Regions from separate parts of the Homo sapiens genome. Here region 1 is linked to region 2. A link is a loop called in an ENCODE intact Hi-C map of the cell type or tissue named here. Cell type or tissue: sigmoid colon. All regions are shown on one strand. Links, peaks and the distances in the headings refer to the core of each region. The heading gives the core; the rest is flanking DNA. Region 1 overlaps ARL15 (ARF like GTPase 15). Region 2 overlaps ITGA1 (integrin subunit alpha 1).

Region 1 (16,645 bases), core at 9,286-11,785, 1.3 Mb before region 2:
CCTAACCTTCCAGGACCCAGCCTCCCATCTCGTTGCTTCACCATCTGCAATGGTGGCTTAAACATCATTGTCCAAAATGGTTATTTGAGCTAAAGCCATCACTCCCACGTTTCAGACAGTAGAAAGGAAGAAGAGCAAAAAATATGCCCCCATTTTTTAAGGAAACATTCTAGAATTTAACTTCTTTTTGTCCTCATATTTCAGAACATAGACATATGGTCACACTTAACTACAAGTGAGGCTGGAAAACACATAAGCCTATGTACTCAGTTCTCTCACTACAAAAGAGAGGAGAATATATATTGGGGAACCCCTGGCAGCCTCTTCTACAGGGACACAGACTCCCTTATGCCAATCCAGAGAAACCAAAGACTTACTGAGCATTTCTTTGAGGTGATTCTTTACTCGTGTAAGTCTTAAGTGTATCATCTTAGCTACACTAACAATTGGGGGGTGGAAAAGAGTCTTTTCCAACTGATACATACCAATATTTTACTTCAGAAGAGATACCTGAACTGTATATTTCAGATGGCATTTTTAAAATCCAATGCCTAGGATAATAGGGTTAGTTACTTTTCCAAAAAAAAAAAAAATGGCATTCATAAAAGCCTTTTCCCTTGCCATTGCCCAAAGATAAGTCAATTTCCTATCTATTAATAGTTGTACAGCTAGTCTGTCTTTTTCGGATGTTATAAATTGACCTAAATGTCGTTTCCACCATGGAGGGTGCTAGAGGGATGGAGTCAAACACCTTTGATTGTAGAGTCAGAGGACCTCATCTGAGTCTTGATTCTGTCACTCACTAACTGCTGTATTACTTAGAAGAGTCATTAATGGCTTAGTTCCCCATCAATGACTATAAAAGTGGCACCTTGGTATTTTACCTCAGGATGATTGCTATGGATTAGATTAGAAAACTCTAACTTGAATGTCAAAATGAGTTCATTTCATCTCGGTCTTTGCCAGTCGTCAACATCAGGCCCCAAACCTTTGACAGAGTCAGTCTACCCTGAGTCAAGCGTTCCTGTTTCTGAGGATACCTTTTTAGCTCATGAAATGAGTTGATTACATTCTTTATTACAACAACCTGATCTGTTTCCTTTGCGAGTGATTTGGAAAACACTTTTCATTTAACTTTTACTCAAGGTTTTTCTTGTTCTTTGAAGTGACAGTTGGTCTGTGAAGTCGGCTTAATGTCAAAGTCAGGTTATTGAGTCAGCTGCTGAAGAATATAAACTTAAGATGGCTTTAGAGATAGCCACTCATTCTAGTGCTCTATGTTCCTAAAAAATATTCTCTGGCGGAGTGATACAGGAAGAAAGGGGCATCCTGCGAGACTCAAATTCACAGACTTGACTTGGAGCTGGTTTTAGAAGTCGGGAAGGTTTCACTCACCGTCGGCTTCCTCAGGGTTCCAACGGTTGCTGGGTTCTTTATTATTCTTATTGTTTTTTGTGATTGTTGTGTGTATTAGGGCCAGGTTTAGGCTAAAGAGTATTTCAGGCTCAGAAGCTGGAGCTAGCAGTGCTGGGGTCACGTGCAGTGTTTCCAGGGCACAAAGGGTCAACCCCTGAATCTGGGCTTATAAAAAATTGAGTGACTTTGGCATGAAAAATTAAGTGACTGGGTTGCTCCCTCGTTTTCCATTCCCATTTTGTTTTTTAACTTTGTTAAACTCAGGGGTGGGGTAACCATAATGCCAGGAAGGATGTTGGGGAGTTAGTGATATGGAAAGAATGGTCAGATGCTTTCCTTCATCCTTTGAATGCTCTTCCCTGCCCCTAAAAATATAAAGATTTAAAAATTATTATTATAGTAAACGTCCTCTGGTACTCTTGTGGATTTGTTTTTTCTATTTAAAATTCAAATCCCAGTGGAATTATTTTAGAGTAAGTAGTGAAGTAGGGATGCAACTTTGCTTTTCCCCCTCATATGGTTAGTTGGTTGCCCAGCCCCATTTGGTGAGTCATCCATCTGTTTCCCGCTTTTTGACATGCTACATTAACCGTAGATACGACAGTGATCATTTTTGGCTAAAAAATTATTTTTGAAGGTTTGGCAAATTCAAGACAAATTCTACAAAGGATCACCCGCATTTCTTCTAGTCAGCTGAAGTAGTGCCCTCAGGTGGTAACAGTCTTAAAAACACAGTTTGCATTCTCTGTGCCAGGTTTCAGATTGTGTTATTCTTGATGCGTTTTTACTGACTTTATTAATAGTCTTCTTTCCTTTTAAATAGACAATACTAATTTACATAAAATGCTACTGCTTTTTGTTATTCCCTGTATGTACTTAGATGTATTCCCCCTTTTTGGTGTCTATATTGATCTACCTGTCTGATCATGCATTGTCAGCATGCTGTTTCTATTAAGATAATTGTATAATGTTCTAATACTTCAGGGTACTTCTCTACCAATAGGGAAGTTGTATTAGTCCATTCTCATGCTGCTAATAAAGACATACTAGAGACTGGGTAATTTATAAAGAAAAAGAGGTTTAGTGGACTCACAGTTCCACATGGCAGGTGAGGCCTCAGGAAACTTACAATCATGGCAGAATGGGAAGGGGTAGCAAAGGCATGCCTTGCATGGTGGCAGGCAAGAGAGCATTTGCAGGGGAACTCCCCTTTATAAACCCACCAAATCTCTTGACACTTATTCACTATCACGAGAACAGCTGGGGGAAAACCCACTCCCATGATTCAATTACCTCCCACCAGGTCCCTCCCACAACACGTGGGGATTATGGGAGCTACAATTCAAGATGAGATTTGGGTGGGGACACAGCCAAACCATATCAGAAGTGAAAAGAGTGGAAAAGGAGAACAAACAATTCCTTTGTACACATCATTTTCACTCATGTTCCAATGATGTCGTACGGCCATACCTGGCTGCAAAGGAGTCTGGAAACTGCATTCTGTAGTTGAGTGGCTATGTGTCCAGCTAAATTTTATTCACAAGGAAGATACCAAGGTTCAGCATGCTCTGGTGGGACACTTTTCACTTTAGACAAATGTCTAAATACAAATATTAATGGAAGTAGGCTTAAAATAGATAAAAGATTAAAGAGTTTTAATTACTTGAAGAAAAGAAGGATTTTGTTTAAATGAATGTATGCACTGGGCAATATATGATTAGAGAGTGAAACACTGGCACATTATAAAGGACCAGTAGAATTTCACAGAAGTGTTGCCAATAGAAATTTATTTTTGGCCAGTCTGCTCCATCTACCTAAGTTGTTGACTTGAAGACATTGTGTGTTCAGATTAGAATGACAGACGAAGCATACATATTGTTTCTGTCTTTTTGCGTCTGATGCTCAAATTAAAATTGGATGAGTATGCTCCTTAGTGGTTGTAGTTTGGTAATACTACTGATTTGTGTGTGTGTGTGTGTGTGTGTGTGTGTGTGTGTGTGTCTGTGTTTAGTTTCAGTTCAACTCGGCCACTTCCAGTTGAGATTAATAAAGCCAGTTATTCACTTAAAGTACCTGTACCCACCAGGCTGTATGGCTGAGGCTAGATCTATAAAAACTCAAAGCTAGAAAATGCTTCCATAACTATGACAGTATCTCAGCACTTCAGAAATTATAGAATTTGAGAGTTTAAAAAGGAACATAGTTATCCGATCAGACACTATCAGTTGGAAGGAGTAGCTATCTCTGCCAGAGTTTAAAAGTGGCAGAGAGGATTTTATATACCACTTCAGCTTGCATTATCATCAGAGGAATCAGACATTGTGTTCTGGTGATAAAGCCATTTAAAAAATTTTCTTTTCCAGTCTAATGATTTAAAAACCAAATAGCTATATCAAATTTCTTATTGTTACTCAAACCTTTTAATGTCCTAGTTGATGAAATAACAATTCCCATTTCATACAGTTCTTTGAATTAATTATAACTGTAATTTCCTTAAAAATTCCATATTTGATTATTTTGAATTAAAAATGCTCACAGCATCTTAACAGTATAGAAGTATAGTCAAATGCCCTTCCATTATTTTTGCTACTAATGCATATTCCTTGCCAGAAATAACAAATGTTAATACTTTACTATAGCCCGGGGTGGTGGCTCACACCTGTAATCCCAGCACTTTGGGAAGCCAAGACAGGCAGATCATTTGAACCCAGGAGTTCGAGACCAGCCTGGGCAACATGTTGAAGCCCTGTCTCTACAAAAATTATAAAAATTAGCTGGGTGTGGTGGCACATGCCTATATTCCCAGCTACTTGGGAGGCTGAGCCCAGGAGCAAGGCTGCAGTGAGGCATGAGCGAGCCACTGTACTACAGCTTGGGTGACAGAGCGAGACCTTGTCTCAAAAAAAAAAAAAAGGTTTAACTATAGAATTAACGTGCATATGTGCTCATAAACATGGGTACACGTGCGTACATTTTTTAAAACATAAATTAGATCATGCCACCCGTTATTCTGTGACTACATTTTTTAGTTTAACCATATATTTCAGACTTCTTTCCATGTCATTACATTATTTTATCTGATAAGGTTGAGTGTATTTTTACACTGTTTTTCTTATGTCATCCTAGAGAAAGATGCATAGAATTAAATCCTTTTAACATTAACATACAGAGTTAAAAGTATACCCCAAGCATTGGTTCTTATCCTTCAAAGGTCCTTTTTCAGATTTTGTGAAGGCCATTGGAATGCCCAGGTTGTAAGTTGAGTGTAGTTTTAATATTTGGAAATTGAACTAATAATAATCCCAACTTTATCCATGTTAATGCTTCTATGTATTTAAAGTTATAAGTAGTTAATAAGACATAATTTGAACAGATTATTTTGGATAGCCGATGTATAATCAATTCATAGGAATTTAAGAAAGAAGTTTTTTGTGTGTGACCTCAGGTTTACTTTTGCATTTAGTTATGAACTACATTCAAACTAGATTTGGTTTCACATTTTCTTAGCTCTTTTAAAAACATATTATCAAAAAATTAAAATTAATTTCCCTATGCTCATATATTATTATTTTATAATCTGAATTTTCTGGGACGGAGTTGTAATTCTTCTGACAATCCAATAAATTTATTTTGTGTTCTGTGAGCTTACAAGTCCACTAGAGGGTGCATTTTACTCTTTTTTGACACAGACAGAAATTTAAGTCCATAATTTTGTTTCACTTTCACAGAGCTAGTTGGGTTAACAGCTTTGGAAAGCAAAGTCCCTTAAATTCTTAAACATGGACACTAGGAGACTGTTGTACAAAAACATAATTCATTAGTATAAAGCAACCATATCATTATTAAAATAGTGGCCTTACCAGTGGATGCTATTGTAGGATGCAGAAGGGAGCACGGTGGGGTGGGGATGTCTAGGGAAGCTTCATGGGCAAGATGGGATCTGTAGTGTTCAAACACCTGGTGAAGTCAAACTTTTTGGTCTCAGGACCCCTTTACACCATTGATAATTATTAAGGCTCCCAAATAGCTTTTATTAATGTGGGTATTGATATTTAATGTTCTAGCAATTAAAATTTTTTTTTTTTTTACTAATGCATTTAAAAATAACAATAGTAACGGGCCAGGCCTGGTGGCTCAAGCCTGTAATCCCAGCACTTTGGGAGGCTGAAACGGGCGGATCACCTGATGCCAGGAGTTCGAGACCTGGCCAACATGGAGAAACCCCATCTCTACAAAAATAAAAAAATTAGCCGGGCTTGGTGGCACGCGCCTATAATCCCAGCTACTTGGGAAGCTGAGGCAGGACAATTGCTTGAATCAGGGAAGCAGAGGTTGCAGTGAGCTGAGATCTTGCCGTTGTACCAGCCTGGCAACAGAGCGAGACTGTCTCAAAAAATAAATAAAAATAAACCCATTACATGTTAATATGAATAACATTTAAATGAAAAAGAACTATATTTTCCAAAACAAAAATTAGTGAGAAAATGGCATTGTTTTACCTCTTTGCAGATCTTTTTAATGTCTGGGTTAATAGAGGGCAGCTAGAGTCTCATATTTGCCTCTGCATTTAATCTGTTGTGTGTTTTGGTTAAAGTATGTGAAGAAAATTCAACCCCACGCAGCTATGAAGTTGGAAAAGAATATTTTAATAGCCTTTTCTGATAATTGTGAGTAGTCTTCTGTGATTCTATATCTAAACAATCAAATGGTAGTTCCTTAGGGGCTAGTTGCCATGTGGAACCTGAAACCATATCAGTGAACTTATTCTAGTTAGTTATGTTAAAAGCCAGTAGTCTCTCTTGGACCTTGAAAGACTCTTTTGCTCAGGCATGACTTTGTAATATTACACATTGGTCTTGGAAAATATTGGTTCATCTAGTTATGTAAATCTTCCAAATGTTAACACAATATCAGTCTTGTAAATATGTCAAGTTCATGATGGCAGATACAAGTTTTCTAAGAATTTAATTTTCATTTGAAAGCTTGAATTTTATCACTGGCAACAAATACTAACAGTTGTTTTCCTTGAATTGACATGCCCACTTCATTTATTTTTAAGAAAATATCTGTGAAATACCCAAGTTCGAATAATTATAGTTTGCCTGTAAGTCATTTTTTCAAGTAAAAATGGTGTTCCATGAAAAGAGAAGTTAGTTAGGTTCACGAGTACTTTTCCTTGAGACAACCCTTAGACTTTTACATAGAGCAGAAATGTTTTGTATGTATTTCATCACACAGAATAGTAACGTGTCAAGATTTAATAAAATTGATAGTTTACTGCTTCATCAAGGCCATTTTTATGTAAAACACAATGGCAGCTGGTAGAGTTTGGTGCCACCAGCATGATTTGTGCTAAAGGGCCAGCAGTTTCACTCACTCACTCTCTCCATCAATGTTAATGCAAACACAATGCAAGAGGTAAATAATGTCTTAGTATGATGACATTAGTTTTGATCCTGCAGATCCTCTGAAAGGGTCTTGGGGACCCTCAGGAGTCCATGCACACATTGAAAACGGCTGGACTAGGAGAAGCATAGAACTGGGTGTTGTGAAGCCATTGCAAACAAGGATGGTGTATGAGGGCAGGGGTGAACATGAGTGTCAGCCGAACAAGGGGCTGAGGGTAGACTCCAATTGATGGCTCTTGTGGGAATAGAGGAAATCAGAGGAGAAAAGAATGTGTCTTGAAGGCAGAGCAGACCGGAGAGGTCCCTGAACACAAGTTCTGAGAAGCAATTTTGTGGCTTTCCTGGTAGGTGGGCATGCGTCTTTAATTAAGCACCCCTGCCCTTCCCACTCTGCCCTGTTTCTCCCATATTTCTACCTGTTGGTTCTATTTTTACCCCCAAATGCAGCATAAGGCTCTGCTTTCTCCTGTGCAGCCTTTCAAATATGAACTTAGGGTCTTGAGGCCCAGTGGAAGGGAGCTTCGAATGTCAGAACAACTGGAAACTTTTTTCCATAGATAGTAAGGAGCCATTGCTTACTCTGGTCTCTCCTTCCCTTCCTGTTTTTCTGCCTACCTTTTTGAGAATGGCATTTGACAATGATATTTATTGAAAGAGCACTATGTATTAATAGTGCTCTTGGGTTATGTTAGGGTTGCAGCCGTGAACAGACAGCCTCAGTACCTGCTGTCAAAGAGCCAAGAATCTAGTAAAGGATACAGGCAAATGTGGTCAGGATCATGGGAACATTTGGTGAGGGCCTCTAATCCCAGAGGGGAAAGGGCTTGCAGGTCAGATTGCAGGACTTTTTGGAAGAACTAAGACTATGGAGGCTGAGACTTAAAGAGTGAGGGGTTAGTTAAGCAAAAGGTATAGGGAGCCTAAGGAAAAGGAGAGGGTTCTGGAGAGGGCTCCACAAGGATTTGGATTTAGAGACAGCACATGAGCAGTCAGTGTGGCCGCAGCGTAGACTGCTAAGTGGTCAGGCCTTCACTTGAGATTGGAGAGGGAGTATGGACTGAATTGTGTCTCCCCAAGTTCATATGTTGAGGCTCTGTCCCCCAGTGACTACGTTTGGAGATAGGGTCTATATGGAGGGAATTAGGGTTAAATGAGGTCTTAAAAGTGGGGCCCTAATCTGATACTACTAGTGTCCTTATTTTAAAAACACCAGAAAGCTCCCTCACTCTCCACACTCATGCACCAAGGAAAGGCCATGTGAGGACAAAGTAATGGTTTGCTAGCCAGAAATAGAGCCCTCATCAGAAACTGAACCCTCTCAAACTTTGATCTTGGACTTTCCGACCTGCAGAACTGTGAGAAAATACATTTCTGTTGTTTAAGCCACCCAGGGTCTTGGTATTTTGTCATGGTAGCCTAAGCTAAGATAAGGAGTTACCACCCAGAGAAGCTGATGAGCTCTGCCAGCCTTGTTAAGGAGCTTGGTTTTTATTTTGAGGGTTTTGGTGAGACATCAAAATGTTGTAAGAAGCAGAGTGAAAGATTATTCAAGGTGAAGTGTGAGGGATGGATTGACTGGGGCTGTGCAGATAAGAGTGTTATGAGAGAGACAGAGAAGTGGATGTTATAGGCTGGATGAGGGTGGCAGAAGTGGGCAGTGGGGATTGAGAGAAACTTGGTTTCGAGAAACAGTTTAATAGTTTTGTAGACTTGAAAATTGGTGACTGGATGGGTCAGTGAAGGAGAATGAGGAGTCAGGACTTCCAGGTTTCTAGGTGGGTGATCCTTGTTCACTGAACTAGAGAACAGCAGAGCAGCAAGTTGAGAGGAGCCAAGGGTGCATTTGGTTTTCATCATGATGAGTTTAATGTGTTTGTGGGATATCCACGTGGAAACATTCCCCAAGCAACTGGCTTATACAGTGCTGGAGACCAGAAAGAGCAGGGGAAAGAGGGAGAGAGAGAAAGAGGAACAGAGAGCAGGAGAGAGAAATGGGCTACTGATCTAGGTAAAAATGCTATTAGTGAGATTCTGTAGTGGCAATGGCCAAATCACTTAATTCCTCTCAATATTTCTTTCATCTCCTGTAAAATAGAAATAGTATTTTTTTTGCTTACCTACCAAGCTGTTATATACTCAAAAATAAAACTAAAATAGAAAATATGGCAAAAGCACATTGTAACTACAAAGGACTGCACATATTTGAGTAATTTATTATACTGGGATCTCTAAGGGAAAATGCTGGATGCATAGGAACAAGAAAAAGGCCCTAGGGAGTGAGAACCTGGATGAGGGCGCACAGAGGGAGAGGACAGGATTACAGGGAAGACTTGCTCATACCTCACAGAGGAGGAGAGGGTCCAGATGACACCTTTTCCAAGTCCAGCTGGCTGGGAAAGTGATCATTTCTTTGAGAGAAATAGGAAAATCAAGAGCAGGAGCTGGTTCATTGGAAAGATATATATATATTTTTGACGTAGTCCCATGGCATTTGAGGAGACCGTATTGAGGCATCTGGGTGCATGTCTTTGGTGGTTGGGAAAGGCCATTCAGGACATTCTCTTCTTCCTTCTTTGTGCTTTTTTGGTTCACCTTTTCTTTTCTTTTCATTCTTTCTTTTTCTTTTTCTTTTCTTTTCTTTTTTTTTTTTTTTTCTGAGATGGAATCTCACTCTGTCTCCAGGCTGGAGTGCAGTGGCGCGATCTGGGCTCACTGCAACCTCCGCCTGCCGGTTCAAGCGATTCTCCTGCCTCAGCCTCCCAAGTAGCTGGGACTACAGGCACCTGCCACCATGCCCAGCTAATTTTTGTATTTTTGGTAGAGACGGGATTTCATATTGGCCAGGCTGGTCTTGAACTCCTGACCTTGTGATCCACCTGCCTCAGCCTCCCGAAGTGCTGGGATTACAGGGGTGAGCAGAGCACTGCTCTAAAAATGTTTTTTGGGCAATGTAGAGTTAATTTTAAACAATGGAGTTTGAATGCCTGTAGGAAGCCATGTTCCTAGTCACCACAGGTCTCTCCTCAGTCTCCTTTACTCCCCGTATTGCTGCCTCACAGGCTTAGATTTTTCCCTGTCCTGAAGGCATCTATGAATCCAGGTTTAAAGTCACCATGGACAATTTGGCCTCAAAGGGGAGAACGGGAAGTGAGATTGCCGGTGGGGATCAGAATCGGCCAGAGCCAGTTGAGACCATGTCCCAGAGGGAGCCCCTATGGTGTGGAGCAATGACCACAATTAAAATGTGTTTCAGTTTCCAAGCTCTTAGCTTGAGATATGCTAACCTAGACTCCTTCTTCCGAATAACAATAATCTTAAGATTATAATTTAATTGGAAGAAGCTAGGACAACAACAGGTGCACATAGATACTTAGCACAATAATTGCTCATAATTTGGCAGGAGGAGCCTGGGTTAGTGTATCTCAAGCTAAGATCTTGGTGACTTGTCTCTAAAACTGTTTGTTAGTAATGTTTTCCTTTTTTAAACTCTATTTTATTTCATTTTATACCAGATCTTCGTAATACTCCACTACAGCAAATTCTGATTTGTGTGCTTGCTTTCATATCTCTCGTGTCTGATTCTGATGCAGGTACCCGAAGGATTTCTACAGTGTGTCCTTCACCCCACCAGCCACCAGGGGGCAGGCACATTCAGTCAATACTTTGACTATTACCATCTCAAGGTGCATGTTGTAACTGCTAGAGAAGAAAACAAAAATTAAAAAGAAAGACAAACTTTGAGATCTTATTATAACTTGATGTCGTTAGCTGACCCAACAGGCTTTTGCTACTGTCCAAGCATTGTTTTCTAGGAAGGCTATAGTTGGATGATCTAGTGTAAAGGAAATGTCACCATGGTTGAAGTCTTGCCAATAGCTCAGAGAATGTTTAATGAATTGAGACGACTCAGTCAAGCAGTGAGTAGTAAGAAAATCTGTGTGACTAGTGACAACCAAAGTGGAAAGAGGGGCCCTTGTGTTCCTAGAGTGTCCCAGATGCCCCCCAGAAACATGGATTAGAATAAACCCCAGAAATCTCTCACAGACACCTTAACATGCTTCTCCCGACAGGAAACATGTTATTTTCAGGGATGCTATGTTTGGTGCTTTTAAAGTAATACTATGATATCCTTTTAAAAATGCTCAGCTTCTTTAAAGGAGATTGAGGAATAAGGAAAACAGATCTCTTAAGTAAAGAATTCTTAGAATCCTTAACATGAGATCCATGAGACTAGCGCAGTTTTCTTCCTGATTCCTGAAATTCATTAAAGGGAATATTTTTCTTACCATGAAAGTGAAGGTTGTGTTTTATTTACATGGGCTAGAGGAAAAGGATGAACAAATAAGCAAACTACTTGTGGAAGAGGTTAGAACTATTTCAGATAGCTATAAATTTTTATTGCAAAACCTCATAAAAACTCCAAGAAACAGTAATGGGGGAGGTGAGAATAACCTTATATCATAATTATTAATTGACTTTCTCTTTTGTTGTCTGGGTGGGTGGGGGTGGGGGGGTCAGTCCTCGTGGTAATAAGGACTTTAGAAGATGAGATTTCATCAGTTATCTGAGTAAATTCACCTGTTTGAGCTAGTCCTGAATATTGAACCTATTCTACCCCCTGGGTTTATGCAGAATTTGGTGATTTAGTTACAATTTTGGTTCAACACTTCTTTAGATTAGCAGTATGTATCTCAGGGAACCTTTTCAGATTGTAGTATTCTGTGATAAAATGTGGCTTGTCATAGAATATATTGCCAGGCTTAGTGGACACCAGGCTTTCTGAAGATAATTTTTGTCCCCTTTGCCTCTATTTTTAGGGATGTGAGATGTGTGAGGCAGAGACTGAAATTGTAATGTGTTTGGCACCAGGTGACCTTAGAAATTAGCCATCTGATAATTTGCATTTCTGATAATTTTCATGTAAGGTGCCCAGGGTCCTCTGGCGTTACAGACATACAAGTCCCAAGTTTCCTTCTCTACTTCTATCTTGTCTTTCTCTTGGTTTGAGAAGATGTTGTGGTTTTTTCCAACCCATCCTCTTATCTCCTGCTTCTGCCAGTCCAGTCTCTTCTCAGAAAAGGTGTTACTCTGTAGAAAATGTTAACTCCTTCTGCACACCCAGAGACCACTTACTGTTTTGTACCTACAGCTCTGAAATGATGATTCTGTCACTTTTGATTTCTGTAGACTCTGGGTTTTCTTGTCTTCTCATGAATTGTGAGCACACTGACAATTGTTCAATGTGCTCAAATGTGGAAAAGTTATCTTTTCTTTCAGTTGTAAGTGAAGTATCCCTAAGGAATACCTGCTGATGCTGCTTATCTTGCTTTATGTTTTAGCTGCCCTGTGTGACTTTGAGAATGACCCAGAAGTATTCAGGCCTTTCTGAACTGCGCTGTCTCCTGTGCATCTGGCCCTTGCAGTCATTCAGTTGGTGGGATTTAGTGGAAAGGGCTAAATTCTGGAGTGGGAGGGCCTTGGTTTCTGCCAGACTCAGCGTTTGAGCAAGTCTTCTGGCCCACAAGTCTCTATTTTTTCACTGATAAAAAGCCGCTCATAGTAATACCTGCCTCCCAGAGAGCCTGTGAGGATTAAGAGAGGTAATGGATATGAAAGAGCTGTGTAAAGGCAATGAGGTTAGGTCTTGTGTTAGTCATGCCACCTTGCTTGCTGCAGGAGGATGTGCTGTGGCTCACCTGTGCTTGAGCAAGCTGTGTAGGGATCCTGTCATCAGGCCTCCTCCTTCCCCAGTGTGTGAAGGGAGAAGGTGAGCTCAGACAACTTGGCCTCAGTGCTTACAGAAGCAGCGTTATTTCCTTCAGTTGTTACCAGTTACTTTGCCATCTTGTTTGAAATAGTGTATTAGTCTGTTCTCATGCTACTAATAAAGATATACCTGAGGCTGGGTGATTTATAAAGGAAAAAGTTTTAATTGACTCACAGTTCCACATGGCTAGGGAGGCCACACAATCATGGGGGAAAAGCAAGGGATGTCTTACATAGCGGCAGGCAAGAGAGAATTGAGAGACAAGTGAAAGGGGAAATCCCTTATAAGACCATCAGATCTCATGAGACTTATTCACTACCATGAGAACAGAATGGGAGAACCACCCCCATGATTCAGTTATCTCCCACTGGGCCCCTCCCACAACACTTGGGAATTATGGGAGCTACAATTATTCAAGATGAGATTTGGCTGGAGACATAGCCACACCGTATCAGATGTGTTGAGTTGAAGAACAAAGAGTCAGGTCCTTGATTTTTGCTTCAGTTGAAGACATATAAATGGTGAAATGGCTTTTTCTGCTGTGGATTTTAAAGGTTTTACTCATTTTTTTTAATAACTTAGACTAAAAGCAAGGCATTATTTCTAAAGAAAGATTATTTTTAACAGTCTTTGAAATTAGTCTATTCAGAAAGTTATATTTTTTCTGTTTCCTCCATTTTCTTCTCCTTTGGATCTCTTCCTCTTTGCCTAGCTTGGTCTTCTGATATTATCATAGCTAACCACGGCTTCCAGTGTCATGAATGGCTGGAGGCCTGGCCTCTCGATTCCAGGAATTTCTGCATTCCCTTTAATCAGCCAGCTTCAACCCTTTCCATGGCCTGGAATTGCCTCATTTCTAAGGATTCAAGCTTGGAGCTGTCTTCCAGTCACAGCCTTCTGTTCTTTCACTTACTCATTCCTTCATTTCCTCTAAACGTGCTTGTTCCTCATCTTAAATCCAATTAACGGCCATTTTCCACCTGCCGCTTTTCTTGTCACTCAGTCTCATCCTTCCTTCCCTGCTCAACCTTCAGGCCTTGACCTCCCCAGTCCACCGTGTCAGCTGTTGGCTCACTGGCATCCTTAGAATCCCTTGCCCTTTTAACTTCTGCTTTGCCCACTATTATGACTGCCTTCCCACTCCCCCCGTGTCTATATCCCAGGCCACTGAAAATCACTGGAGGAAATCACATTAGCCCAATCACATTGGGCTAAATGCTTAGTATTGATGTGTGCCACCTCCCTCTGCTGGAACCTCACTGCTCCTGGGAAAGTCTTTTTAGTTTTCGATCCTTCTTCACCCTGGGGTCCCATTTCCATCAGCTTTCCTTATTTTGCTAGTAATCTTGCTTCCTTTTTCAATGAGAAGGTAGATGGTAATCCAATTGAATTTCTTCAGCTCTCCTTTACACCTGAACCTTTGTCTGTATTTCCAGCCTACTTCTCACACTTGCTTCCCGATGCGATGGTGTGTCCTTACTCCTTCCCAAGGTCAGCCTCCTCACTTTGGGCACCCTCTTGTCAGCTTCAGGGCCTTACACTGTGAATGAACTCTGCCACCTCCTCCCTGCCATCACTTTCTCCCTTTCCACAGACTTTCCTCCTTTTATCCTATGAGCTACTTAACTTTCCTGAAACCTTCGCTTCACAAGAGCCTCTCATTCCCTTAGTTACAAATTTCTCAAAGAACTGTCACTTCTTCCTACTGTCACTCTTCACCACCCAGTCATTCCTTAGCCCTCTGGCCAAGTAGTATCTTCTCCTGCTGTTCTGCTGGGACTCTTCTTGCAAGTCGGCAAGGACCTCTTTCCTAGTTGTCAAATAATCTACTTCTCACCATCTCCACCACCTTTGACATAGTTATCCACTCCAGCAGGTGTTAATGCTTAGTACATTTATGTTGAGTGGATGGATAAAGGCGCTTTGCTTCTCTCCGCTAGTCCCCATGACATGGTGCCATCTTTTTTTCTGCTGCGGTCCCTCTGATCACTTCTTTTCAGTCTCTTTTTAAACCTGACTGAAATTTTGAGTTTCCCCATCTTGGCAGAAGGATGAAAAATCAGGGAATCTTAATTGAGTACCTACTGTGTGCCAAATGCTACCCTTTAGGGGCTTTAATTACGTTAACTTGTCTCATCTTTACAGCAACCCTATGAGGTATTGTTTGCCTCATTTTTAGAGAAAAATAGTTGAACTTGAGGGAATTTAAGAATTCACCTATGTAACTATTAGTGGGAGAGGAGTTTGAATCCTGTTTGACTCCAGTGCCTTTATTTTCCCATTAGATTCACACAGGACTTGGGTTGAAATCACCTTTGTGTTTCTCAGTTCCCACCTGAGTGCTTGTGTACATTAACTGCACATATTTGAGAAGTCAATTTGTGATACTGCCTGTTCCTATGGCTTCAGTCTTTTTGCTTTATTTTTTTTAAAACATTGGCTTTTAAAAGACCACAAAAAGTAGTATGTGCTGTTGATAAAAATTCAAACAATAAAAGTTTGTTATAAAGTAAAAAAATGAATATTCTCTCCCTTCCCTTCCCACCACTCCCACTCTCAAGGGGTGGTGACAACTATCATTTTTACACTGATGATGTCCAGGTTTTCAGTTTCAGTCCCTAGATCCCTCTTGAGTTTCACAATCCAGTATCTGAATGTTGAGCCCAGATGCTGATTTATAGTTATTTATATTTTTCCGTATAATTTTCTGGACTCCCATAGTTGAGTCATTGAAAGTCTGTTGGATAGTGGATGTGAAATCAATTAATCAGTCAACTGATTAATCTCTAATTCCGCCTATTGCACGTGTCTGTCCTGCTGGCCTCGTATACTTGGATTCTTCAAGATTAAATCCTTCTCCTTCTTCCCTCCATCAGTTCCATTTCCTCATTTCCTGTGCCTTATCTCAGTTGTGATGCCATCTGCCTTGTCATCCTTGTCTCATCCCCCTTCTTCACATTGCCATGCAGTCAGATGGTATCTCCTTTCAGTTGCGTGCAGGGTCACCACAATGCGTTCCCACTGCCGCCTTTGGAGTTCAGCCCACATATCCTCTGGCTTGGACGGTTACCCCGGCCTCCTTGTGATTGCCTTCGCTCCTCCTCACTCCACTCTGCTGAGTCTTAACTTTCTAAAACCTAACTTTCATTGTGTCCCTGCGTTGTATGGCCACAAGCACACAACATCCTAATATGATGTAAGCTCTGGCATGTCTGTTTGTGGATGATGCCCTGAATTTTTATTCTCCTGCTTGTACTGATGCGTACTTTTTGCTCTGAATGCAGCCAACATTCAAGGTGCTGCTCAAGTGCCACAGCATTCTTATAACCTGCTCCTGACATGCCTCCAGTACTCAAGTCAAGGAAGCTCTTCCCAACCCCGGCGCTCTCATAATTGCCATTTATTCTCAGTATTCAGTCCATTCTGCCTTGTGTTAAGTTTGTTGTTCAGACAGACCGTGGAGGTAGATTGTAAATTTTTCAAGATGACCATGTTGCAAGTATTTTTATGCCATTTGATTGATACATAGTAAGTTCTTAGTCATATGCTATTTGGATCTATTTTCTTAAAGCTCTGATTTGAGAATCATAAAATTGATTGTTATTTTATTGTTATTTTCATATTTAGATAATGCTGTTACCAAGGTTATCTGTGAAAGCCCCAATAATCTATCTAATAGAAGTTTATGCCTAGTGGGCCAAATAGTTTGTCAATTGTCAATCAACCTGTAGACCCTTTTCTATCTCTAAAATGACCTATTTAAAGAAACTCTGGGATCGCATTCAACTTTAGCTCCTAAACCACAGCCTACTGTGTGCGAACTCTAAAACGCCACAAGAAAGCTACCATTAAATTATTGAAAATATTCTTTAATAAAGAATTTTAGTTCTTTAAATCTCTGCATTTTAACAAATCTGAACACAAACATATCCTAGGTGGTCTTTTTTAACCAAGCCGTTTTGGACATAATTTTTTTACATGATGTAAATTTTAATAAAAAATATAAGTAGTTTTTTTTTTACATGGTGGGAGGATGGTTTAGTGTTCTCATGAA
Region 2 (16,645 bases), core at 9,472-11,971:
GATGACCATGTGTTATTTTTACTAAAACTTCTTCCTGTATTTTCTTCTAGCCCTAATATGTTAAATAATTTTATATAATAAAGTATAAATTGAATAAAGAAAATAACTACGTTTAAATTTCTTGATTTTTTTTATATCACCTATGTGGTATAATCTATGTTTATACTGCAGACTATTTATTATTAAAACATCTCATTAGAAGAAGATATATAGTATTATAGATCCTGTGGTTTTTGTCTCAAGTTCACAAAAAAACTAATCACATTGCTAAATCTTGTACAGGAAACACCACAGACAGACTTAATTTACTTTTTGCTTTTTCCTTTTAGAGCATTAGAGTGAAAACCTGCCAAAGCATCAAAAAAAAAAAAAAAAGGTCGGAGCTTCAGAAGAAGTCACATTAATTTTGGAAAAAATATACACACTTAAAAATCACAGCAATCACATTCTTCTTTGAAAAAGTCATTTTTAAAATTTAACATATAAAACAGGATGCTCATTTACCTTGACGTAAAATACACAGCTGATGCACCAGATAAGACAGAATTATACAAAAATACCAAAGCTCTGACCTTCAATTGGTGTACAGGATATGCCATACATAGGACATTCAAAATGCTTTTTTACTCTCTCAGCTATTTCTAATTATATCAGATTAAATGACTGTTACCTGATTTCTTTACAAAATGGGTTTAAATGAAGCATATAATAAATTACAAGAGTCAACAAAGGTTATGCTTCTTTGTTCCTGAATGCAATCGAAACATTTTCTTCTAATGAGTTTATCCAATTAAAGTCTTGTAGAAATGCACATTCCCTTAAGTTAGTCATTTTAGTGAGGCAAAAAAAAATGAGCAATGAAATATAACTTTATGTTAGATCAGGCAGAACAGTTCATTGGAGTGATGGATATTTCAGGGCAGTAGTTCTTGTATGCAATATTTTTCTTGCTAATAAAATGAATACAATTCTTTACACTGTCCATTAACAATTTTACAGTCTCACAGTAGTAATACGCAGTATACCATTCTCCTTACAGGCCAATTTTTCCTAATAAGGAATGCAGAGCATCTCTTGCATCCTGAGTAATGGCAGGCAATATCAGAAATAAAACAGTAAATGTTGAGTTCTCTTGTATAAAACGGTTCTAGAGTGAAGAGGGTCTGAGATGTTGCTGCATTAAGTGATTGTTTTTACTTGAATCCAAAGTGTATTAAACTCCAGGAAATTAGCCTTGGTTAATCTACACATAAGAATATAGTTTTGCTCTTATTTAATCAACAATTTACTTATGCAAAGTACATGTGTTAGTATTGTGGGCAGGGTATATGGGGTCTGAGTGAGCTTAAAGTATTTTGAGGAGTAAGGATGTAGACATAAAAGAGAAATAGTTTCATCATCTTCCACTCCCTCACCCCCATTTTTTTTCCTGTCTCTCAAGGTGCAAAATGCTGCAGCAGCATGACGGAAAGATTGTCACCTGGCACTGGTCCTAAGTGTGGTGGTCCCCTTCTGCACAGCTATTCTGTAGAGGAAAGGACAATTATGTTGGCTCACTGCTTCCCAGTAATCTCTCTCTACCTCTTAAAAAACAAGGGTGAGGATAAGTAATGCAATAGAGAGATTTTTCAAGACCACAACTGGCTTTCATTGTGGTGTCATTTGGAAGATTTGTTTTTAAAATTTTGTCCCCAATCTAAAGGCACAGATCAAACTGAAATAAAAAGATTTAAACATTGGATCTCAGTCTATTGCAAAAGAGTTCCTACAATTCCATACTTCATCTTTTTTTCATAAAGATATTACCTGAAATATGCTAAAGCCAAATGTAAACATAGTTATGAGTGTCACAGGTCCTTAGTTGATTGCCAAGATTTCCCTGGTGTGTCAGATAATTAAAGGATCTCTGAGTGTCTGCTCACCAACAAAGATAACATGTCACCACCCAAGGCCCTGCTATGGGCACAAGGCAGAGAATGGCCTTGCTGAGGAAACCCCAAATCATCCCCACCACGCAGCTGAGAAGAGAAGCCAACTGGAAGGCAGAAGGAAAAGAGATCCTGCAAATTGGCTCTGGCTCCTACTGCCCAGTCTCATAGCACTGAAATTCTCCAGCCTGTGGGAGGAGGAAAATGCTAGGGAGTCTTGTATAAAGTTCTAAATTCATCAGCTACTGGGGAAAGCTTTTGCTATATGTAAAGAGAGAGAAAAAAATACCGATCTCAAAGCAAGGAGTCCAAAGTTAGGAGTGATGAGTCACCCTTACATATTTTTTGGTATGGTAAAATTTCAATGAGAAGCATTCCCGGGTGCCTGATGTAAGGTGCAGATCTTGGGGCATAAGAACAGTAGTGGGTTCAAGGGTTAAGCATCGGCCCTTTATAATGGGAAAAGGATCCATTCCCATTAGTTAGGAACTGGACTTCCTGGGTGGAGATGCTGTAGGGGACAACAGGGCTGGGGCTTAAGAGACTCCAGATGCTACTTCACATTTTCCTCAAGGTTAATGGTTAAAGGCTGTTACTTTGAATTTCTAAATTTAAGATTAAATTTTAACCTGAGGATCAAAGATGCTGATTTGTTCGTCCGATTACAATGTTACAGTTTAACCCTAATTTTCTTATTCCACCTAAGAGTGTTGTTCAACAGTGCTTCCACTTAGAAACAGCAGCATTTAGCCTTTTGTAATGTGCCTTGGTTTCCTTTCACTGCAGTTAACAATTAATACCTGGTGTTGGTTTCAGAAATTCTGTGTGAGAATGGTTTAGAATCAGCAGTCTGATTGGCAGCCAGAGGACTCACCTGGAAGCTGTTTGCATTTAAAAGCCTGCTATTTAGAATTAAACTGTACATTTTAGTTATAAATACAGCATCCATGTGAGGACTTTAAGGCCCTTCTTTTCATTTTTTAGATGATTTCCATGGGTGAGGTTGGCGATTGTTGGGTGCATTTGGAGGGCCATTGAAGAGCTAAATCCTGCTAGCTTCCCCAGGCGTAGTTGCTGATAGTGTCCCATAACAGTTTGTAAATGTCTTAAAGATGTTCCAGCTTGGAAGTATATTCTGCTTTGTCCCTCCTCCATTATACTATGTGAACCCTTTAGAACACCGCTGCAGAACAAAACACTGAAATCCTGTATAAATGATTGAGTCACTGAAGCTGGTACTCAGAGCAAATGTTTTATTAACAGATTTTTCTCCAGTAGTCTTGAAAATCTCCCCTGGGGGAGAAAACTGGCAAAAGGGGGCCTGAGGGTTGTTGGAAGAAATGAAAAGTACATAGGATGCTATTTTGAAAAACTGATTTGTCAGAAGCCACTTTATTTTAACAATAATGTGACTGCACCTGGCACATGAGACAGGCTCTGGGCCTGTTTCTCAATGTTGTGAAAAGCAGGACAGTCAGTTCCCATGGAGTAGATTACAGCGTGTTGGACAAGGACATTCCCCCGCGTGAAGGCACACTCCATGGAGCCAGTGGGGCCACCATTCACGGTGTGCAAGCTGTGGCCTTGGAGAGAACATGGGCAGGGATTCCCCAGCCTCTACTATACCCCAGCTTTACTCCATTGATCACAACAATGGCACTTTTTTCTTTTGGTGCAAATATTTCCATTTTCCAATTGAGCCTAGACTTTGATTTTATAAAAGGAAAAGAGAATATCTATATATGTAAATATCTGCATGTGAGTGTATGTGTATATATATATATATATATATGTATATACGCATTTATAGATAAAATTATTATGGTTGCAGAAGCATCAAATTTTGTAAAAATATCTGTTTACTACAAGCCTCTTTTCAAGCACACTTATGACACAGAAAATATTCAGAGATTAAATTGCCCATGAATCTAGTGCTCAGAGGAAAATAGTTTGACAAATTGGACCAATGAAGTTGAAATTGGATCATAGAAGTTCAAAATATTTACAAAGTGTCATCTTTTGTAATGTGTATCACAGGACTTTGAATTCCTTGGGAAAATGAGACAATTTTTTTGTGGCTTGTGTAGGTCTGATTTTCACTGTGGATCACCCTTTATATTTTCCTTCTTTCAACTCCTTCCTTCTCCTGCAAGTTCATAACATTTTATTAATATCAAAGGAAGGTTATAATTTTAGAAATCAAAATTAAAGAATGGGTGCTGTGTAGCATTATGTTTACTGGGCTTGATATAATCAGTACTTTTGGCATAATTTAAAACATGATTATACTGTGTGTCATTGGATATGTATATAGACACAACATGTTCTCTATCAATATCTATCTATCTATCTATCTATCTATCTATCTATCTATCTATCTATCTGTCTATCGTGTAATCTGTCTCAGTGGTGTGCTGAAGTCAGCTCACACTGGTTGGTAAGAGGTGGCAGATACATTTCCAGGAATTTTGTAAGCTGATTAGGGTCACTTTGGTAGTTTGAAAATGGAGAGAGAATATTTGGACCATGGAAATTGGCAAATGATACAAATCAGAGACTGTTTTTTTTTTCCCTCCTGGACAGTGTGTTGTTAAATAATTTACCAATATACCATTGTAGTTTGGTCAGAAAAGAGAGTGCATACATGGTTCAGTTTACAATGGGAGCAATAATCAATTATTTAGAATACCAAAGTTAGAGAAAAAGAAACTTTTTGGCAATTTGGCCAATAAGTTTATAAATAGTCTTAAATATCACCTGTTTTTCTAATTAAATGTTTTAAAAGTAAATGATAGAGTCTAGTACATTTCTTAATCATTAAATATGTTTTATAACATTTGTACAAAGCTGTTTTGAAACATTTGTTGACTTTTTTTAATCAAACGCTCTGTACTTGTTTTTTAAATAATTGCAGAACTATAAGTTAAACCTAAATATTAATAAAAATGAAACTATATGAAACTATATGAAACTAGATGAATCAAACTTGTCTTGCAGATATAGCTTTTGTGTTTATTTTCTGTAAACTCTGTTTTTTGGTGTTATAGAGCTATTTTTGTATTCAATTTATATGTGTACATGTGTCTGCACATGCACACACACACACACACAAACCTCAACAAATTATAATATTAGAGAAACAGGACTTCTGGTTCATGAAATATTTTACTTAATAGCCAGGAATGACTTATGTTAAAAATTGTGCCGGGCTTATAAGTATCTCTTTGATCTGGCCAACAGCTCTTCCTCTCTTTTCTAAAAACTTCAAAATGCCCTCATTTCTATTTTTTCCCTTTCAGTTAACAATTTAGTTTAAAAGTGCACACTTATGGTTCAGTAAATGGGCTTTGTCTAGTAGTCACAGATGCTGAGTATGAATTTCAATGGATCCGTTAGCTTTACTACTAAGATCTTGCTGAGATCAGAGAAGGGCTTCTGGGCAGGCTGAGCACTGGGGGTGTGCAACATGGTAACTCTGAATAAGAGAAACCCTGAGTTTTACTGGGCAAAGAAAGAACAAGTGGTAGGTATGATTTCTGAACCTGGAAATAGCGAAAATGAAGGAAATTCCAAAAGCGCGTATTTCCAAATAATGACAGGCCAGCAAGAGGACACCAAACCTCTAGAAAGAGGTATTCTTTCTTCCAGCTACTGATGGCTTTGGCATCCCACAGGCGCATTCCTTTGGCCTTCAGGATCTTAGATGCGGATGTGGAGAGTCAAGAGGTAGGCTGACTCTGAGTCTTCAGCTAAATTCTTTGGAAATTAGTTTAAAAAAATAAATTTATAACATTTAATTTCTATGTGGATTTGCTCCTCTTTGAACAAAGCAGAGCCCAGGAGTTTCTGGATGAATACATGTTCTGGTCTTGTTACAGGTTCTGGTAAATCAGATGGAGAAATGTTGTTGCAGAAATGTCAGCAAACTTTACAGCAGTAGTTCACACATGCAGCTACTATACATTCATTCATTGCTATTTTCCTAAGAAATGGAGCAACCTAGGAGCTTATGCTACAGTAGATTCCAATGAACCATAATGACTACTTCAAGAACAAAGAAGCACATACAAAGGTGTGATATCTTCCTGTTGGTTTGAGTTTTCAAACCTGAAATTCTTTAAAATACATTTCTGGGATTTTATTTAAATATTGATGCAACACACCTAAAAAGCAGTGACTTCTTGGTAAAATGTAATACTGAAATGGAAAATTGTCTTTTCAAAAAAATAAGAAGTGTGGTTGGAAATTAAATACCTTTTAAAAAATTAAAAATAAACACACTCTCACAGCTTGGGGGTTTGAATGAACCCTGTACCAAGGAGTTGAGACAACTCTTTCTTTGGGTCACATACTGGAACCCTTAGCATTCAAAAGCTGCTCAGCAAAGATAATTTCAGCATTTCAGTGGCATCTTTCTCTGCTGTCGTATTTCATTCAGAAGCCATTTTAGCATGTCCCCCATATATGGCTTTTCATGACAAATCACTGTGATGCCACACAAAACTACTTTAAGTGTTTTTTCAGTATAAAAGAGTTTTGCATTTAGAGCTCAATATCAAAATTAAGCATGTTCTGTAAAAGCTTAATTTAACCCATTTAATATACTTGTTTTTAAACGAGTCTATCCTGATTTTCCATCCTAGATAAAATTTTAGCTCAATTGCAGTACTTTCCAATCACCTTGGGCAGGGAGGGAAAATTTTTAGGTATAGAACCCAACACAAAGATGCTAAATGTATTCTTGGTGACTTAATTTTCAATCCATATTGTATATGGATTCTACCAAGGGAAAATATTCTCATTTGAATAGGGAGAAATGATCTTTTTCAGGTAATTCTTTTCTTGGCATTTACGAGTGCTGACTGTCATGCTGAACATGGATATCCAACAGGAATCAAGGGGAAAAGCTTAATTTATATTGTTTTGAAAATAGATGTTTCTATGATCATAAAAATCTTTTTATATATTCCTTAAATATTTTGGATGGTGATTTAATACATAAACATATTTGTACAGGTTTTTTTAAAAACACTTTGTAATTTTGCTTACTCAACAAAAATGAGTAATTATGTAAAATATTTTTTGTCATTTTATAAAATATGTCTTTTTGGTATTGTTTTTGGATAATGCATGACCTGTCATTTTCCAAGTAATGAATCCCTGATGGATTACATAGTTACATGACTATGTCATGAATTATACATTTCTTGTCACATATTTGAGGCAAACCTGAGGATAGATTATTGAATAATTGTTATTATTTTCTTTCATAAAATATTTCATTTCTCCATTTTCTTTTTCAGTGGTCTTTTGAAGAATCCAATCTGTTGAGAAAACACAAAACATAACACAATTAACTATTTTAATTTAGGTAGCAAATATTAATCCTTTGGATAGAATTAAATTTAATAGTATATTGGCAATGCTGGGCACACAACTAATATAATTAAGAAATATTTTCTCATTGACCTATTAATATTCAATGTCAAAAAATGACATTTATTAAATTGCTGTTTCTTTTTTTTTCTTTTCTTTTTTTTTTTTGAGACAGTCTCACTCTGTCACCAGGCTGGAGTGCAGTGGCGTGATCTCCGCTCACTGCAACCTCCGCCACCCGGGTTCAAGTGATTCTCCTGCCTCAGCCTCCTGGGTAGCTGGGACTACAGGCATGCACCACCATGCCCAGCTAATTTTTGTATTTTCAGTAGAGACGGGGTTTCACCATGTTGGCCAGGATGGTCTCTATCTCTTGACCTCATGATCTGCCTGCCTCGGCCTCCCAAAGTGCTGGGATTACAGGCGTGAGCCATCGCGCCGGGCCGCGGTTTCATTTTTAATATTTTCATTGGTTAAATACACCATGACCCCTAGTAAAATATAGTATACACATTGAACTAATTAAAAGCTTCTGGGAAAATATTTTGGGAGACAAACTGCAATTAGCTAGCATTGTCTCTTCTTTGCCATCATCTTTTTTTTCAGGGATGTGGCAGAGAAATTTCCATCAAATGATCGATGACCATAAGTTGAGGTCATTAGAGATGGTAGGGAATCTGACAGGTATATTATGGCTAGGGCGTTAGGGAGATTTCTGAGTTGTCTGTATTAACTTTAAATGCATCAGGACGTCTGCTTATATAGATTTGATATAAAAAGCCTCTTGAAAACACACTATATCATTTGGAAATAAAAAATGAAGTTGTTGACCATAAGAAAAATTTCACATCGTGGTGGATGGTGAGCCATATTTCATTATGCTTTGCAATTTGGGGCATCATAAAAAGTTATAAGTGCTGCAATTGTTTCCCATCCTATAGAATAACAAAACTAAGTATGGGGGATAGAAGGGATCTTTGCAATTATCTAACCTAAAATGCTTATTTTTAAAAAAAGAAAATTAAGGGTCATAGGTAAGTGATTTTTCAAATTTGTATATATTTTTTAAATTTGAGAGGGGGCTATAATAGATCGAGCAAAGGCAATGAGTTAATTCTTTAAAAGTGTGGCACCTCTACATCATTTTAATCACGAAATTATGGCAAATTATGCCAGGGAACTATGTGTTTATAAAATAATTATTAAACAACTGAGGGCTTAGAGGGGATAAACCCTCAAAAATATGCACTTTTAGGTTGGAAAATTTTTATTCAGGGCTCATGTCTTCTATTATGCCATCATCTAGTTGGTGGTAGATGAAGAAAAGGCGGTAACGGAACAAATACACATGAAAACAATAAGTTTTTCTTCCCCAAATGCCAGCTCTCCTACACGTCTCAGGCTTTTTCATATGAGCCAAGTATAAAAGTTCCAGATTCACAAACCATTAGGCTTCTTAACTTGTGCCTGCATGTCCTGAGTCAAAAATAAACAGACAAGGCTTTCACAAAAGCAGGTGGTGGATTCTAAGACTTTTTCTCCTTCCCACTCTGCTTTGCTTCTGATCTCTCACAGCTCTTTTTGCTTCTTTACAATGCTCCTTGGCTTCTACACATTAAATGTTCTATTTTAAAATAACTTCTGTTATCTAAGCACTCCACCCAACCAATTAACATGGGTTTTTAAGAGAAGTTGAGTGGCAAAGAGTGGAGATTAGGAGAAAATAGTTTATAGCTTCAAGATGGACTGGGCCAATCCTAGCCCAAATTTGAAACCAATAGAGTTTGTTTTCAGCCCCAACACTTTCTTTGCAGCACTGGCTTTCATTTTTTCCTTCCTGTGTTTGCTTCATGATCCCTTGTTCAAAACCCTATGGCAAAGGCTCTAATGAGGTGATAACTGTCAGAAAAGTAAGTGCTTAATGAATATAACATGGAATAATTGCTGAATGAATAAATTCATACTAATGTATAAAAGACTAAAAAGTGGTGAGACACCAGTCCCCATCCACACCCACCCAGAACATGTATATTGGATGAAGAATAAAGCTTTAGGATTAATAAATAAATCATCAGTTGAGGAACTTCAGGCATCATTATGACATCAAGTTAGGAGAGAGGAATGTTCTGAGTCTCTCATGGCTCCTGGTGTGCTGGCATCTCCCCCGGCATGTGGTACCACAGTTCAGGACAAGTTTCTCCACCTATTTAAACCTACGTCCCCTACAAGATTCCTCCCATCAATCATGAAGTGTATTAAGCAGCTACTAACACTTTGTCAAGCTTTAATTTTTGCCATGTGTATGATGAAGACAAAGATATAAAGACTGTGTCTTTTGAAAGTGAATCTCTGCTCTAAGAGAAACTTTTGGCCTGTCTCTTACACAGAGACTCAGACTTGGGAGTTCCAATGAACTCCAAACTGGTGGGATTCAGGAAAGGAAGGAAGAAGGGATAGTCCTGAGGTGTCTGATCCAGATCTAGTTAGAATAAAAAAGATGTCTGGGATAAGAGTAGCTCTTCTGAACCTACTGCAACTGAACTCATGCTTCAGGCAGCTTCCAACAGAACTTTAAAGTAGGGGGAAGTGGGATTAGCCTTCTTGATATAATGGAACTACCGAAAGTCTGAATCCAACCAGGGACCCTCATTCCAAAACCAAAGACAGTATTATGTGTTTAAGAGAGTTCATGACTCTCTTGAACAAAACCCAACTCCTGGAGCTCCAGAGTAAAGAGCCCTACCCTATAGCCTGCAGCAGTAGGATATATTGGAAAAAGAAAGAGCTCTGTAGATCATTCCTTGAATCCAGTCATTTACTAGCTAGTAATCATGGGAGAGTCACTTTACCTCCCTTTGCTTTAATGTCCTCAGGTGTAAAATGTAGTTAAAATACTTGGTCGAAAAGATTGTTGCAAGGACACCAGAGTGAATGGAAGCAAGAGAGAACACAGAGTGATAATAGTCAGTGGTTTTGGCACAGAATTCAGATCCTTACTCTGAATCTCACTATGTGTCTTTGGGAAATATACTTAAATTTTATGTTCTTCACTTAAAAGAGGAGGTTCATACGACCTCATAAGGTTGATATGAGTATTAAGTGGGAATGCTTAAAGCAGAAATGTTTAAAATAGCTCCCTGCACATAGTAAGCATTCGATAAGAGCTAGTTTCTTCCCTTCTACCTTAGAATCACAGTTCTGATTGCTGGGCCTCCCAATGAAGTGGCTGAACTATTTCTACCGGGTAAGACAGCCCAAAGTTTGTCAAATGATCTTCTTTTGGGCCTGCAATAATAATAATATTAATAATAACCTAAGAAGCTGTCAGAATGTATCAACACATCATTATCTGGATGAAACAATGAGCTTAGTTTTACATTTATGCTTTTTCAGACTACTGACTGAAAAATAGGTGACTGAAATTTCCTATTTGTTTGTCTGAAACAGAGGTACAAGGCCTGAAAGAACCTATCCAAATATCAGCTCTGGTTTTCCTCTTCTCCTGCCAGCGGTGTTCTAAAACCATAGAGGTAAGTGCAGTGCTGAGAACAGAAGACTATGCTGAAAAAAATCAACAGTAACACTCTCTATTAGAGGTGCATAGAAATGAAGAAACCACTTCCTATATTTCAAGTACAACCTTGACACCAATAAGCCAGGCCTTGGGTACCACAGTGTGGCAAAGCTAGGTATTACAGAGAGAACACTGATCCCTTATAAAGTAGAAGGAAGAGCTGGACATTGGCTATAGTGGAGAATTTTGTTTGGGGAACTTTGCTAGAGAAAAGCCATGGATTCTATTTACTGAATTAAATGCCACTGACCTACATCTGGCTTTGTTCACCATCTCCTCTGAGACTAAGCCCCTCAAAAGAGGAAGTGAGTCATAGGAGAGTAAGAAAGGATAGGAACAGTTGGTATTTCAGTGGGAGAGAAACTTGCTATTTAAACTATTTGATTAAATAATTATGTTGCTCAGGTAATAGAACAATTAATATGTAGCCACAACCTATATTTTTAACATAATTTAACTATTTAACAAAACAATAGGTAAAATCTAGGGGGATATTATGCTAGAATAAATGCTTATTTGATATTTAATTGAAAAAACATTCAACTCTGTATGGGATGTTATTCTCTATTCAACTTATCCCAAAAGCTGTCATCTCAATTCTACTTAATGTGAAAATTATACAGCTGCTAAGAGTTTTAAAAATCATGTCTATTTCAGCCTAAGCAAAACATTACATAAATATCCAGAGTTACTTGACACAAAATAGGTGGTTACTCACATTTACCACAGAATTTGAAATAGGAGTCTGTGAAACTTTAAGATCTCCCCTACATCAGCTGATCCCTTATCCTCCACTCAGGCACACAATTTATTACATAAAATGTGCCATATATATTTAAACATTAAAGAATTATTTGATATTTAAGACACATGGAGATGTGATTAAAACAAGGCTTATTTTAACCTTGAATCTACTGCTTATATATCCTTAAATTGACATAGGAATTCATTTTTTCTTTCTCTATAAAAGACAGTTTTCATTGTTCTCTGTTTATAAAAGAAATACATACTTATTATAAAATTTTAATTGTTACACATGTGAAAGTCCCCTATCATACTAAACTCTAGAAAGATACTTTTGTGAATTTTTGACTATTTCTAACTTAAAATAAGTTTTTTTTCCTTTACAAAAATTGGGTCAAGTTGTGTGCAGTGTTTGAAATACGCATTTTTCTTTTTTCTTTCCCTTAGTCATCATTTCAACGTTTGTTTCATTGCTGTAATAATACTATATTACATAGTCTGAATATATCAGAGCTTATTTCTCCAGTTTGCTGTTGATGATTGAAGTAGAGAGTCAAAGGAATTTTGGTGTTTACCTTCCACAGTGCTAAAATGAGCAGCATTAACAGCAACAATCCGGCAAAAGCACTCAGCAGGATGACCCATAATGGCACTCTGCCCGGTAGCCCATCTTTGGATATTTGAATAGCAAGCTGAAAATTATTAAACAAGATTGTTAACATAATAAACACCTATTAGAACTCCTGGAACATTGAGTTCTTGCAGGCTACAATTCTCTACCAGTGCATTAATCTCGTTACTATATAATGAGAAAACATTAGATTTACATTAGAAAATGCTCTTCATCTAGTCTAAATCTCTAACTATGTCAAATTTATTATTACCAAAAGGTATTTATAATATTATCCTTCTGAAATTTATACATAAAGGGTTAAATGTCAATGGATTGGAATGCTCAAGGGGAGGAGTGAATTTCTGTTTAACTCAGGGAGAACCAAAGTATTATGTGTGTTAAAGATTAATTAGTACACTACTGTATTATCACAATAGCATTAGTTTAGATTGGAATGTCGCAGTTTGTTGTCATAAGAACCTGAGAAAGTCTCCTTATTTTATTTCTAGTGTGCATAATTTTTTGTTTATAAATTGAAAGTATAATGCATACATGTCAAGTGTATGGGTAAGTGAATGTTTGCATATGTATTCACTCCCAGTGTGCTCTTCATTATACCACAATGTTTCTTCTACTTGACTTATCACTGGGTCCACATGTATAAATCAGGTTTTAACTGAAGCAAAGCTGTAAAATGGACCGCTTTTAGTGTTCCAGCTACTCAAGCTCTCTCAGGGTGGCACTCAAACCTCAATGAAACCTATCTGCTCTGTGTCTCATCCCTGGGGGATTTGAAAAAAATTAATTTAGGGTAGATATCAATGGCTAGTAATAGTTCAAGCCCTGTATTTGCCTTTAACAGTAACACCTCAATTTCTTTACCTAGAGGGAAGATTAGGGTAGAAAAAGAAACTAACAGGGGAGAGATTTGTATATGCATGATACTAATCAAAACCTCTCAAATCACTCCAGGTAGGTGACAGAGCTGGCAAGAATGTAGACATATACAGCATCAGACCATTATGACAGTTTCTTAAAACAAAACAAAACAAAACACAGATGGGGTTTCACTATTTTGCCCAGGCTGATCTCAAACTCCTGGGCTAAAGTGATCCTTCCATCTCAGTCTCCCGAGTAGGCTGGGATGACAGACATGAGCCACTAAGCCCAGCAAGGCAGATTTTAAACATATGTAAAACAATTCCCTGAACTTACAGATATGGAAACCGGAATCTAGATAAGATCAGTGACTTTCCTCAGATCACACAATTACAAAATGATCACTTTTAGTAATTTTATCAATATAGATATAATTTTTCCTTTAGGATGAATGTAGAATAAATATTTCCAGGGGAATTTTTAACTAATATTTAGGGAAAATAAAACTCATTATAAAATTTTAACACATAAATTTAGGAATCATATGTACTTTTCCAACATAAACCATACTCAAATTTTTTAGGTTTTAGTGAAATGTTGGCTATTCTATGTAAGGAACAACTTTGCATTTTGCATTGCTTATGCTAAGCGCTCTTTATGACATAAGTAAACATTATATGCATGTATTTTCCTTTTTCTTGAAAAGCGTATACTTATCAGAAGTCATTGATATTGGAAAAATTTGAAATAAGCAATTTAAAAAGAACATCTGAAAGTTAGGGAGCTTCCAAATTGAATTTTATGATTCACATGGTGCTGTTATCCACATGGGATATTTAAAGTCTCCCATGAGAAGGGGGGAGATCATGCTGAAGTGCCTGCATGTGTAACAAGTACTTATTTTATTTTATTTTTTTAGAGATGGGGTCTTACTCCGTCACCTTGGCTTATTAATTTATAAAAAGGACAAGAGTTAAAAACTCAAACCTTTCTATTTTTACTGAGGACTCAAGTCTGAATTTGTATTAGGAAATACCATCACTTTTTTGTTTCAAATTTCTCAATGAAATTTGAAAGAAAACTTTAAAAAATGTACATGTTTTCCTGTACAGTATAAAGGCACTTTTTATAAAGAAGTTGTTTTTTGCGGCTGCTCTTCAGATATCAGCTGCATTTTATAATGTCAGCTTTTAAGGAGGAAAGTTACAACTGCATCATTTGTTATCAAAGTGAAAGTAAAAACATCCATTTACCGTGATAGTTATAAGTGATAAAGTCAAATGCGGCATGTGAATTGTAAATATCATGATTTTCCCAGTGTCTTACAAGGATGAATAAGACTAAAATCACATTTGAAGCTAATGAAGTATAATTTGAAGCAAATAGTGTCTGTCACTTACCGAGAGCAATACCAGTCACTGCTTAAGGGACTATCAACAATTATAAAACATTATGTCACAAAATTCAGAGTGAAATGCATAATGTTTTCAAAACTCATGTTGCACTTACCTCTCTTTTTTGATTGCTGCTACTTAAAACCAGAGATGCATTTTCACTCCGAAGTTCTCCCCTTATAGTAAGATTTAAGCTGGAAAAATATGACTGAAAAGCAAATAGGATTTGTTCTTAATATATGATGCTAATCAAAATGAGAGCTAGTCATGTTTGAGTAGGACATTTATAAAAGCTAAGATTTTTCTGAGAGATTAAAAATTCCAGTTTTGTTAACTTCCAAATGGAACTGGTAGTATCAAATAATAACCGTGCACTTGTCCTCCCTCATTTGCCACTGAAAATCCTTACTTAGATCCTCGTTATGGAATGAAAAAAAATTTTAAAAATATTTTGTATTGATTTATCATTAGAAAAAACAAACCTCAAACTCTGCCTACCTTTAATGTAGCAAGACATGAAACAACTACATTCTGGTGATGAAGTTTATCTAGGCACTTATTTAGGATTAAAAATGAAATTGATGATCTAGGGGGACAAGATGGCTAACTAGACACAGCCATCTCTCCCACTAAGAGATCCCAAATTATCAAGTAAATAATATAATTTGGGCAGATCTGATCTCTAGGGAGAAAACACCGCAAGTGTGTGGAGAGGCAACACAGATGCTGAGGCTGAAGAGGGAGAAGCTGGGAACCCTGCGTAGGGTACCTGAATGCTTGGGCTACTTCCTGGCCCTAAATGGCTCCTGGAGAAGGGGTGAGGGAGGGGACTGAGGGACAGCTCACTCTTGCCACAGACATCTGGGATCTAAGCTACAGAGTACCCAACATCTCCAATGGATGTGTGAGCTGGCAGGTGGATTTTCCCAGGGAGCAGGTAGAGACAGGGCTTCAGCTAGCATGGAGCCCAGGAGCTTTTGTGAGCAGAGCACAGACATAGGTGCCCATCCCCTCGGACTCCCCATCTCCTTCAGAGAGGCTCTAGCCCCAGGTGACCACAAGCCAGGAGAAAGCAGGCATTCCCCATGGGACTGGGGCATGTCTGTTCTGCAGCCTCTCCCGCCTGCCAGACCCTCCCAGAGTCCCTGCCTAACTGCCCCACAGGAGCATGTGCACAGCGCAGTCTCTGCCGCCCAGCCTGGGTGCTGCGCCCCACCTGAGTACTTTCCCTGTGACCTGGGAGGACTTTGGATCCTCCAAAGCAACCAGAGCCTGACTCTGAGCTGCGGGGTGTCCTGGAGACCCAGAGATGGCATGTCCGTCTCAGGAGTACCAAGCTGAGATCTATGGCTGGCACTCAAGTAGGGGAGGAGCCCCCATCTCAGAGCACTGAGATGGGTAACAAACATGGATTCGTGGGCCAGCGTGGGCCAGCACTGGAGTAGGGCATGACTCCCTCCACAGGGCTGGTTCGGAAAAGGTGTCACCTATCTACCTGCCATGGCCTCTGCCCGAGAGAGCCTGTGGCCCAGAACACCTAACAAAAGAAACATGGGTACAGTGCCAGTGATTGGAGGAGGCCTCTCCCTACCCACTGCAGAGCACCCCTGCAAACATGAGCAAATACAAGAGTGGCAAGACTAAGAGCCTATCTACTGCCCATTACCCTTAATTGCCCTCTACTGGATCACAGCTCAAACAACAACACCAAAAATTACTTTGCTAATAAACACTCCTGTGAGCATACACCCACAAATAAAGATCCTGTACAGAGACTTGGCCCTCTGAAAGCATCCAGAAACAAACCCAAATGACTACACTCAACTTACACCACAGTTGAAGAACATCAGTCCCCCAAGATGAGAAAGAATCAGCACAAGAACTCTAGGTAGAGACAGGCATCAAAGAAACATACCTCCAAATAATAAGAGTCATCTGTAACTAATCCTAGCCAATATCATACTGAATGGGCAAAAGCTGGAACCATTCCCCTGGGGAACTGGAATAAGACAAGGATGCCCACTCTTACCACTCCTATTCAACCTAGTACTCTAAGTCCTAGCCAGAGCAATAAGGCAAGATAAAGAAATAAAGACATCCAAATAGGAATAGAAGAAGTCAAGCTATCTTTTTTCCA

Evidence for each region. Hi-C counts contacts between places; a loop is a spot of excess contacts. Peaks named below come from ENCODE experiments on the same cell type or tissue, not always from the same donor. Only the 100,000 strongest peaks of a DNase experiment are listed, where the experiment ranks them.
Region 1: it touches region 2 in a loop (4-fold over the local background); 18 of 110 quality-filtered maps call a loop at or near these places.

What each region holds. Positions count from the first base shown.
Region 1 is chr5:54,223,180-54,239,824 of GRCh38, reverse strand. All of the region lies in intron 1 of ARL15 (ARF like GTPase 15), which reads left to right. Among named protein-coding and RNA genes, the nearest start is that of ARL15, 79 kb to the left of the region's middle. In sigmoid colon, for the core only: CTCF peaks have their summits at 10,249 and 10,455 (motif pointing right); a DNase peak (open chromatin) is centred at 10,454.
Region 2 is chr5:52,943,014-52,959,658 of GRCh38, reverse strand. ITGA1 (integrin subunit alpha 1) reads right to left here. Exons shown (of 29, transcript NM_181501.2): 27 at 14,624-14,716; 28 at 12,198-12,314; 29 at 450-7,252. The coding sequence ends at 7,208. It overlaps ITGA2-AS1 (ITGA2 antisense RNA 1), which reads left to right. Exons shown (of 4, transcript NR_186583.1): 3 at 10,752-10,834. Among named protein-coding and RNA genes, the nearest start is that of ITGA2, 38 kb to the left of the region's middle. In sigmoid colon, for the core only: a CTCF peak has its summit at 10,984; a DNase peak (open chromatin) is centred at 10,968.